Regions from separate parts of the Homo sapiens genome. Here region 1 is linked to region 2. A link is a contact called in ENCODE Hi-C or POLR2A ChIA-PET data. All regions are on one chromosome and are shown on one strand. Each heading gives the region's core, a stretch centred on a gene start or an enhancer-like site at or near the end of the contact. The rest is flanking DNA. Distances are from core to core; before and after follow the strand shown.

The links. Hi-C counts contacts between places; a loop is a spot of excess contacts on that map. ChIA-PET counts read pairs that join two places held with the same protein, here RNA polymerase II (POLR2A). Pooled maps may share reads with other maps.
Region 1: a map of naive thymus-derived CD4-positive, alpha-beta T cell shows a loop between it and region 2 (11-fold over the local background). The contact joins two enhancer-like sites. A Hi-C loop is called at or near these places in 1 of 168 maps with a recorded cell type or tissue (naive thymus-derived CD4-positive, alpha-beta T cell) and 8 of 50 pooled maps. POLR2A ChIA-PET finds 5 or more read pairs at or near these places in 1 of 52 experiments (activated CD4-positive, alpha-beta T cell).

What each region holds. Positions count from the first base shown.
Region 1 is chr15:99,211,182-99,216,148 of GRCh38, forward strand. The region is part of intron 8 of TTC23 (tetratricopeptide repeat domain 23); the gene reads right to left. Among named protein-coding and RNA genes, the nearest start is that of TTC23, 36 kb to the right of the region's middle. RefSeq lists a silencer at 809-1,009 and an enhancer at 3,089-3,589. Within about 2 kb of position 1,435, at least 6 of the 41 ENCODE cell types and tissues checked have a DNase peak (open chromatin) inside an H3K27ac peak, as active enhancers do.
Region 2 is chr15:99,702,332-99,707,303 of GRCh38, forward strand. MEF2A (myocyte enhancer factor 2A) reads left to right here. Exons shown (of 12, transcript NM_001319206.4): 9 at 1,031-1,054; 10 at 4,398-4,524. Among named protein-coding and RNA genes, the nearest start is that of LYSMD4, 29 kb to the right of the region's middle. Within about 2 kb of position 1,445, at least 13 of the 41 ENCODE cell types and tissues checked have a DNase peak (open chromatin) inside an H3K27ac peak, as active enhancers do.

The DNA of each region.
Region 1 (4,967 bases), core at 185-2,684, 490 kb before region 2:
CTGGTCAACATGGTGAAACACTGTCTCTACTAAAAATACAAAAATTAGCTGGGCGTGGTGGCACACATGTGTAATCCCAGCTACTTGGGAGGCTGAGGCAGGAGAATCGCTTGAACCTGGGAGGTGGATGTTGCAGTGAGTCAAGATCACGCCACTGCACTCCAGCCTGGGTGACAGAGAGTCTCAAAGACAAAAAACAAACAAACAAAAAAAAAGAAGAAGTAAGTATATACAATTGTCTGATTTTAGCTTAGATGATTCATGAGAGCAAAGAAAACAAAATGTAGCCTTCCCAAGGCACAGGGAAAAAATGCAGAAAAAAATTGCACACCAAGGGCAGTCTTGAAGTACAAAACCTTAATATGTGATATAAGTACCTGATTTAAAATCACCTCTGGGATGAAACAGCAGAAAGGAAAATGTTCAATTAGATCATAATGATAATTATATTGCCCTTTTCTTTCTTGCTTTCTTGCTTCTGAGGGTCTCCCATGCACCTAGATGCTTTAAAGTAATATCTTTTTAATCTTCACAGCAACCCCTGGAGGTCTTATTATTTTCACTTCAACAGGAGAGGAGAGTGAGGCTCCCAGGAAGCACAAGATCTACCCAAGTTCTACAGCTGGGAAGTTTGAACAAACACTGATTTGAACCCAGGGCTTCTGACTCCAAAGACTACATTTTTTTGTTTTTAATAGAGATGGGGATTCACCATGTTGACCAGGCTGGTCTTGAACTCCGGGCCTCAAGCGATCCTCCCATCTCAGCCTCCCAGTGTTGGGATTACAGGCATGAGCCATCATGCCGGCCCAGAGCCTACATTGTTAATGACACCATGGCACACTGCTTAGAAATACTTGGGAGGCGTCTTGTTGATGCTCTGAGGAAATAAAAGTGTTTACTCATTCCTGAGTTAGTTCAGCACAGTCATGCCAGGCAAAGTGTTCGCTGGACATGCTGTGGGAGACTTCAAGGACATGTCAAGCAGTCAGAGAGAGCTGGGGGAAAATCACATGTTCTGGAGCAATAGTCTCAATAGGTCATCATCATGCTGCATAGAAAGATAATTTAAAGAGGGATGTGTGTGTGTGTGTGTGTGTGTGTGTGTGTGCATGCATGTGCAATGGCATATGCCTGTATATACAAAGACAACTATTTCTCTCTGGGCATCTATCAATAACCAGGATAGAAAATAATTCTTAACACTGGGGATAAATTTGCCCCTTTTTGTAAGTGACTTTCTTTACCAGATTTAAAGAAATATAACTGTGCACATAAGAATACATGATTTGGATTCACTCTCCAAAGTTAACAAACCATTACTGTACGAAGTAGCACCGGAACAGAGGAGAGGAAGAAGGAGAGAAGTTTCAGGCCATAGTCAGGGATGGGAGGCATGGAGCATGAGTCACCCCGCGGCACTTATCTGTCAGCCCAGGGAGAAAGGCACTGGGCTGTTGCGATGGGCACCATAAAAGGACAGGCAGGGCAGGAAGATGATACACTAAAAGATATCCTTTTAAGAGGGACATAGGACTGAGTGCAGTGGTTCATGCCTGTAATTCTAACACTTTGGGAGGCCGAGACAGGAGGATCGCTTGAGCCCAGCCTGGGCAATATAGTAGTAAGACCCTGTCTCTACAAAAAAATAAAATTAGCTGGGTGCAGTGGCACGTGCCTGTAGTCCCAGCTAGTCAAGAGGCTGAGAGGGGAGGACTGCTTGAGCCCAGGAGGTCAAGGCTGCCGTGAGCTGTCACTGTGAAACTGTACTCCAGCCAGAGCAACAGAGTAAGACCCTATCTCAAAAAAAAAAAAAAAAAAAAAAGGGGGGGACATAAATCCAATGAGCGCTGCCTGAGAAATTATCTTGGCCTTCCACTTCCAAGACCTGGCAAAAGAAAAGGCCCTCATGGTTCAAGCTTACCTACAGAAGTGCATAAATCCAAAACACCTTGTTAATTTCTAAAGCAGATAAATTTGGACAAAATACATTTCAATAAGGAAATGAAGCAAAGTAATTGAATGAAAATTATACAGTTTAAACATGCACATTGTGGTGATTATATCAGGGTGAAGAATTAGGATGAAAAGAAGTAGCAAAGTTTGAAACAACTTGGCTAAACACAAAAGTAACTTTGTAGAATAGTCTGGAATATTAACTTAAATTCTTGTTGGCTATTCAGCCTAGATGTGTACAGGGCCCGCCATCTGCTGGCAAGGCTTGGTGTTGCTAATTTGGAAAGCACTCAGAGGAGGTGCCAGAGGATCATTTACTCTTTTTTATAGCAACACTGCTCAATGTTAAATACTGATATATTAGGTCTCAACAGATGCAACAAATATTATATCTTGGAGCTCTGAATTGTGTATTTCCTATCTTATAAGACAGAATACCTAATTTCTGGCAGGAAGGGATTCTGGACTGGTAAAGCCTTCCCAGTCACTAACAACCTTCTTCCTCCTCCAGTTATATAAATGGAATTGTACAGTATGATTCTTTTGCATCTGGCTTCTTTCACTACACATTGTGAGAGCCATTCATGCTGTTAAGCATAGGAGTAGTTTTAATCATTTTATTTATATTAACATCACATTTTTTCTGTTTTACTTTTGGTGAACATTTAGGCTGTTTCCAACTCTTGGCTATTACAAATAATGTAGCTTTGAATATTCTTGGCTATGTCTTTTGGTGAAAACATGCATGCATTTCTATTGGGTGTATAATTTAGTAGTGATACTGCTGGGTCAAAAGGTATGCAAATGTTTAAATTTAGGAGACAATGCCAAATAGTTTTCTAAAGTAGTTACACCAAATATATTTGAAACAATGGTATATGAGAGAGCATATCAGAGAATCACATCCTTCCAAATGTTTGCTATTAGTAGTCTTAAAATTTTTTTAGCCATTCTAGTGGGAATGTAAGAGTATCTTATTTATTTATTTATTTAAAGAGACAGAGTTTTGCTTTGTCATCCAGGCTGGAGTGCAGTGGTGTTGCACAGCTCACTGCAAACTCAAATTCCTGGGCTCAAGAGATCCTCCCGGCCGGGTGCGGTGGCTCACGCCTGTAATCCCAGCACTTTGGGAGGCCGAGGTGGGCACATCACAAGGTCAAGAGATCGAGACCATCCTGGCTAACACGGTGAAACACCGTCTCTACTAAAAAATACAAAAAATTAGCCAGGCGTGGTGGTGGGTGCCTGTAGTCCCCACTACTCGGGAGCTGAGGCAGGAGAATGGCGTGAACCCGGGAAGGTAGAACTTGCAGTGAGCCGAGATCGCGCCATTGCACTCCAGCCTGGGTGACAGAGTGAGACTGCATCTCAAAAAAAAAAAAAAAAAAAGAGATCCTCCCACCTCAGTCTCCTGAGTAGCTAGGACTATAGGTGAGCACCACCACACTTGGATAAATTAAAAAATATTTTTGTAGAGATGGGGGTCTCCCCATCTTGCCTAGGCTGGTCTTGAGCTCCAGGGCTCAAGCTATTCTTCCACCTCAGCCTCTCAAAGCGCTGGGATTACAGGTGTGAGCCACCACACCCAGCCATATCTTATGATTCTAGTTTTCATTTTCTGATAACTGATAAGGTGGAACACCTTTTGATAGGTTTATTTGCTATGCGGGTGTTCTTTTTTTGGGAAAAGTTTCCTGCCCATCTTTCTTTTCTCCTTTTTTTTTTTTTTTTTTTTGAGATGGAGTTTCTCTCTTGTTGCCCAGGCTGGAGTGCAATGGCGCGATCTTGGCTCACAGCAACCTCTGCCTCTCGGGTTCAAGCAATTCTCCTGCCTCAGCCTCCCGAGTAGCTGGGATTACAGGTGCCCACCATCAGGCCCAGCTAATTTTTGTATTTTTAGTAGAGACAGGGTCTCGCCATGTTAGCTAGGCTGGTCTTGAACTTCTGACCTTGGGTGATCCACCCGCCTCGGCCTCCCAAAGTGCTGGGATTACAGGCATGAGCCACCGTGCCTGACCTCCTGCCCATCTTTCTATCCAGTTATGTGTTTGTTTAACTGATATATAAGGGTTCTTTGTAGACTTCAGATATAAGCCCTTTGTCAGTTGTACGTATTACAAATATTGTCTGTAGTATAAGATACATGTGATTTAAATACAGGACAACACAGCACCAAGCAGAGAGGATAAAGAGTGCTGGCACGCTCAAAGGTCCTTGCATTGTTCAGGAAGTGGTTAAATGATTAATTTACAATTAGATTCTAATAAATCAGGGATATAAGTGACAAACTCCACAGTAACTACTAGAATAAAAAGAAGATAACAAGGCCAGGCATGGTGGCTCATGCCTGTAATCCCAGCATTTTGGGAGGCCAAGGTGGGTGGACTGCTTGAGCCCAGGAGTTCAAGACCAGGCTGGGCAACATAGCGAAATTTCATCTCTACAAAAAATACAAAAAGTTAGCTGGGTGTGGTGGCACACACCTGTAGTCCAAGCTACTCAGGAGGCTGAGATGAGAGGATTGCTTGAGCCCAGGGAGGTTGAAGCTGCTGTGAACCATGACCCCACCACTGTACTCCAGTCTGGGCAACAGAGTGAGATCCTGTATACAAAAAAGAAAAGAAGAAAGAAAATAAAAAACAAAAGAAAAAAATGTATAACTTGCAAATTAATGGGTATAAAATGGAATGATAGAAATATTTGATTAATCTAAAAGAAAGCAAGTAAGGAAAAAGAAAAGAACAAAAAGTTGGCAGGAGAAAAGGAAATTTAAACCCAAATAAATATTTTTTAAAAGGTATTGTAGGAAAATATTTACCAAAAGAGAGCTAGGATATAGTATCAGACAGAATAGATGTAGGGGACAAAAAAGGACAAGGTCAACTAACCAATAAAGTGATAGGTTAAGAAGATATGAGGCTGCTAAACTCTCCTCTCACCCCAACAAAATAGCTTCAGGATATATATAACAATGCAATACAATTACAAATCAGTAACACCAAGATATCTTG
Region 2 (4,972 bases), core at 195-2,694:
CTTAACTTACTCAAGTAAAACAAGTAAAAACTGATTAGACTGTTTCTAGCATGTTAATATTTTCTAAATGTTATGGAGAAAAGGAGCAAAAATGTTTCTTTTTTTTTTTTTTTTTGGACGGAGTCTCACTCTGTCACCCAGGCTGGAGTGCAGTGGCGTGATCTCAGCTCACTGTAACCTCTGCCGCCCGGGTTCAAGCAATTCTCCTGCCTCAGTCTCCTGAGTAGCTGGGATTATAGGCACCTGCCACCGCACCTGGCTAATTTTTGTAGTTTTAGTAGAGACAAGGTTTCACCATCTTGGCCAGGCTGGTCTTGAACTCCTGACGTGAGCCACCGTGCCCAGCCTTATTTCTTTTCTTTACATGACTTATGAATTCATTTCTCCTTCAGTCTCATTTTCTTCAAATATGTGGTTTTTCTCCATTGAAGTCATTTTATTCACATGAAAATATATTTGCAAATGATAAACATATATAAAACTGGTATTTAAAACTCATGTATTTATTAACAAATGTTTGTGTTCCTGTTGTTTTATAACTGCTAGCTCCTGCGGGAAATAAAACATACAGCAGTTTCTTTCTGCCAAGAAGCAGAATTCAGTAGGAGATAGATAACATGTATCACCAGGTGGGGTAATAGTAGGGTGATTAAGATACAGAGTTACAAGTACAGAGTTGATATTCTCACAGTTCCAAATACAGATCGATAGCATGATGAGGAACCCCTTTTAAATACTGTTGCAGTAGCATGACTATGTATAAGAGGCCAGCATGAGAGCAGACCAAGTTGGGGTAGGAGGGTGTCTTTGAATACTGGCCCTAGAGAATTTAAAATAATTTTTCTAGTCTTTTGAAAACTCAACAAGTAGAGACAAGTAATTTATATTTCTATCTGTTGTGTATATAATCGTCTCTTTAGAGTTCCAGACAGCTGCTAGTGTCCAAATATGTTTTTTCTAAAGAAATATTTTGTTTGTGAGTACCAACAGTCTTAGTAACTCTCTTATCCCTCTTATGTGCTGAGTACAGTCGGAGGAAGAGGAATTGGAGTTGGTGAGTGTGGGTTTCTGCTTGAAGGAAGTTGAAAAAGATGTAGAAAGTACTAATTCTCTTACGTGTTGTTATCTAACCAATGTTCCCTTTGTTACACAAATTTTTTTAAACACTATTCAAACACTTTGAATAAAGCAATCTACTGGTACTACAGACTCTAGTTTTTCTATTTATAATTGTATGTGTTGACCCATTTTATTTGTTGGAGGGAACATTGGAATAGAGCCTTTAAAAACAGTAGCTGTCCATGAGCATAGGATACTTGTTAATTTTTTTTTTAAGGAAAGATACAAAATACCTTATATAGCTCTCCAAATTATTGAAATATTTTTAGAAAATGACTTCACCCTCGAAGTTCCTCAGATTGTAACACACGATGTTGTGTTGTTTCTCTTTCAAAAAGATTACATCATTTTTGGTGAGGTCACCTTTTTCAGCGTTGGAATTATTTCATCCTGCATGATACAGCCTGAACCACAAGGGGGTTCCCTGTTTACTAAAAGGAATGTCTGTAATTGAATGTGTATATAAGTTTACTTTTCTATCAGAAGGCGCTCTTTTCTTAAAAGCAACTATTGCCCTTTTTCCAAAACAAACGTTTTCTGTTGGCTTTTCCTCTAGAAAATAAACTTGACTAAAAGCAGCTTGCAGTTGATCTATTTCTTCTTTAGGAACTAAAACCAAAACCTCACAGGAGTCATCATATAATTTCAAAGTCAGCTGCTAATTAAAGGACTTTAAGGGGAATAAAAACTTGAAAATGTTTCTTAGCATGGACAAAGGTTAAGAGTGCATGAAAGCATGGGGGAGGAAGGCATCCGTTGGTTTTAATATTCCATGTTTATGCATGCTGGTGTGTTTTGCACAGTTTGTTTTCTTTTCAAAGAAGGTTATCTGTTCCCCTTAAAATACGAGATTGTTCTTTATTTAGCTTTGTGATCACTCACAGTTTTGGGTGTAGTTTTGTATTGGCCAACTGAAATATTCTAGTCAGCTGTAAATGTTTTGAATTATATTATGAATATCTTTTGGAGAAACACTTTACTTAATGATACCATAATGATCAGTAAATGAGAGTTTATAATTCAAGCTAAAATAATTCACCTTAGGTTAGACCTCACTGTTCAAGGAGTTGTGAATGCGTCCATGAATTATCTAGCACTATACTGCCCTCTTGTGGTTCTGAAAATCACTCACTCTTGTAGAACTCAGTGCCGTTGAGATGAGGAGCTTAGATGAGTGGAACTAGTGTTTGAAGTCTTCACTGCTTTTGAAGACATGCCAGGAGATTGCATGAAGATGATGCCATGGAGTAGGTAGGGTCCAGGCCAAACTATGTCATACTGTATTCTTTCACCTAGTGATTGGACTTATGAAGTTCCAGACTAAATATTAAAGAAGAAATTAAGTCCAAAGTAGATCTCTATCTCGAAAAGTCATTAAATTTATAAACTTGATGCTGAGACTAAAATATATTCCGAACTGGCATACATTGATTTTCCACATTCCTCAGAGTACATCTGTAATTACAGAACCTCAGAGATAAATATATTAGGTCCTTGAAGACTTTAAAATACATACCTAAAAACTTATAAACAGCCATTTATATTATTTAAAACTTAATCAATTAAAAATGCAGAACTTTATGTGCCAGAACCAAAATATAATCAGAAGCACAGTCCGTTACAACTTAGAAAGTTGTTCAGCTTGCCTTGAGCTCTAAAGTATAATTGTGGATGACTCTGATCCGAAGTGCAGAAGGACAGGTGCCCTGGGGCCTGCACTAAAGACTGTACTGTTAAGACCAGCGACAGATTCCTTTAGAAGCCGAGCAATACTAGAACAACTTGACTTCATGAAAGCTGCAGTAGACTAGGCTATGGATTAGAAGGAATAAAAATATGTATCTTTTTTCCCACCAGTTATATAGAAATTTGGGACAGAGGGTTTCTTAGGACAATAAGGATATTATCTTATATTTGTGTAGTACTTCAGTTATGAAAGCACTTCTGACATAGTAACCTCATTTGATTCTCACAGTAGCTGTGCAAGGCAGCCAGGACAAAGATTGCTATATCTTCTTTATTTGACAATGAAGAAGTTCAGAGAGGTCAAATTATTTTCCCAATGCCTAGGAAATGGTGAATCTGGGACAGAAACTCAGGCAATACATCCACATCCACATGATCTTTCTCACATCTTCTAACCTAGGTTAGAAAGTAGAAATTAAAAAGAAATAAACTGAGATCAGGATCCTCATCGAATGTTTGTAAGTGTCTACATCTAGCCAAAGGCCTTTTTGTCTGATGTACCCTTTTGAAAATTGTGATAGAGAAAATGGAATCACATTCTAACTCTTCATAATCTCAAAGGCACTGAATTATACTTTACTGATTTGGCTCAGACCCCCGAATGTCAGTTATCAGGCTGTAACATAATTTATAAAAAACAAATAGAGTTGTGCTGTGGCTTTCTTATGTGCTAGTGACACAGAGTCTGTTGTGTTCCTCTGATCTTTGATTTTCAAAAACCGTTACCTTAAGCCAGTTTGGCGAGAAACTGCTTCTGTCGTACTCCTACACGTTAAGGACAATGACTGTCTTAGACTAACTGGATTATTTAATAGTTGAATTTTTTTTATCCATTCCCAGCATGGATAGGATGCTACACAGATGCATCCAGTTGGCAAAAAGCATTTAATATTGCTCTTCCACTGCCCTGTCGGCAGTACTTGATTCAAAATTCTCTACTCAAAGCCTCTGCTACAGAAGGCCAGGGGACTATGAAGGGATACATGTCCGAATCTGTTGTTAAAAAATAGGTCAACTGCATGATTGGAGAGAAAGAAATAAGAATACAAGCTGCACCCAATAAGCCATGACTTCAAACCGTGTTAACACGTAAATAATACCGCAAAGAAAAGTAGTTTTGATTCCTATACTCATAGACGTACAATCCCTATATATACAGATGACCTTTGCCATCATCAGGTATTTAAAACCTACACATACTTCATTTAGGGGAGTCTGACAGTATTTGTAGTGGCATCAAGTCCTCATTTTGTGCAACAAATAGAAGTGCTAATGCCTGTAACAGAAGTTCCTATTTTAACGTGGGGTGTCTGACACTAATCAACTATTTTAAAAGAATTAATGTAAAAATAGGACCCTTCAAATTAAATATTTAGTTATTCTCACTAGTATTTTTGAAGTTTTCACATCATCAGTGCTTCAGAAAATGACATTCATATGAAACTGTGAAAAATGTCACTTAAATTGAAAGTGATTTTTAAGTCAACATAAATACCACATCAGAACACATTTTCTCTTTTTTGATCTCACAGAATACCCAGAGGATCAGTAGTTCTCAAGCCACTCAACCTCTTGCTACCCCAGTCGTGTCTGTGACAACCCCAAGCTTGCCTCCGCAAGGACTTGTGTACTCAGCAATGCCGACTGCCTACAACACTGGTGAGCCTGCTCTGGTGCCTTCCGTAGGTTTTACCGCTCTCTGTTTTGTGATCAACGTGTGCTTCTGTGATTTTTTTTAAGTATATTTATTGAAATAAACTATTTCCAGTTTTTTAGATTTAAATTAGGATGTATTTTTCAATGTGCTAGCCTTGAAAAAATTACAAACAAAATGGATAGTGTGGATAGTGCGATGAGTAAGTTATTCCGGCTTCTCCAGTGTGAACTTTCACTTAACCCCTGACACAAAGCCACGTGGATGATAGCAAAATGGTGACATGCATCAAGCCAAGAGGGGAGCAGCCTGTTGCTTGAGTATTGCTGATGTAGTTTCTCTTCATACAGTATCACGCTTTTCCAGGCTTTTAAAATAAGATGTTTGTCTTTATGCTGTGTTAACCTGCTTTGGGAAAGACATGAATCCCTTTGGACCTGAGACTTCAGGAGG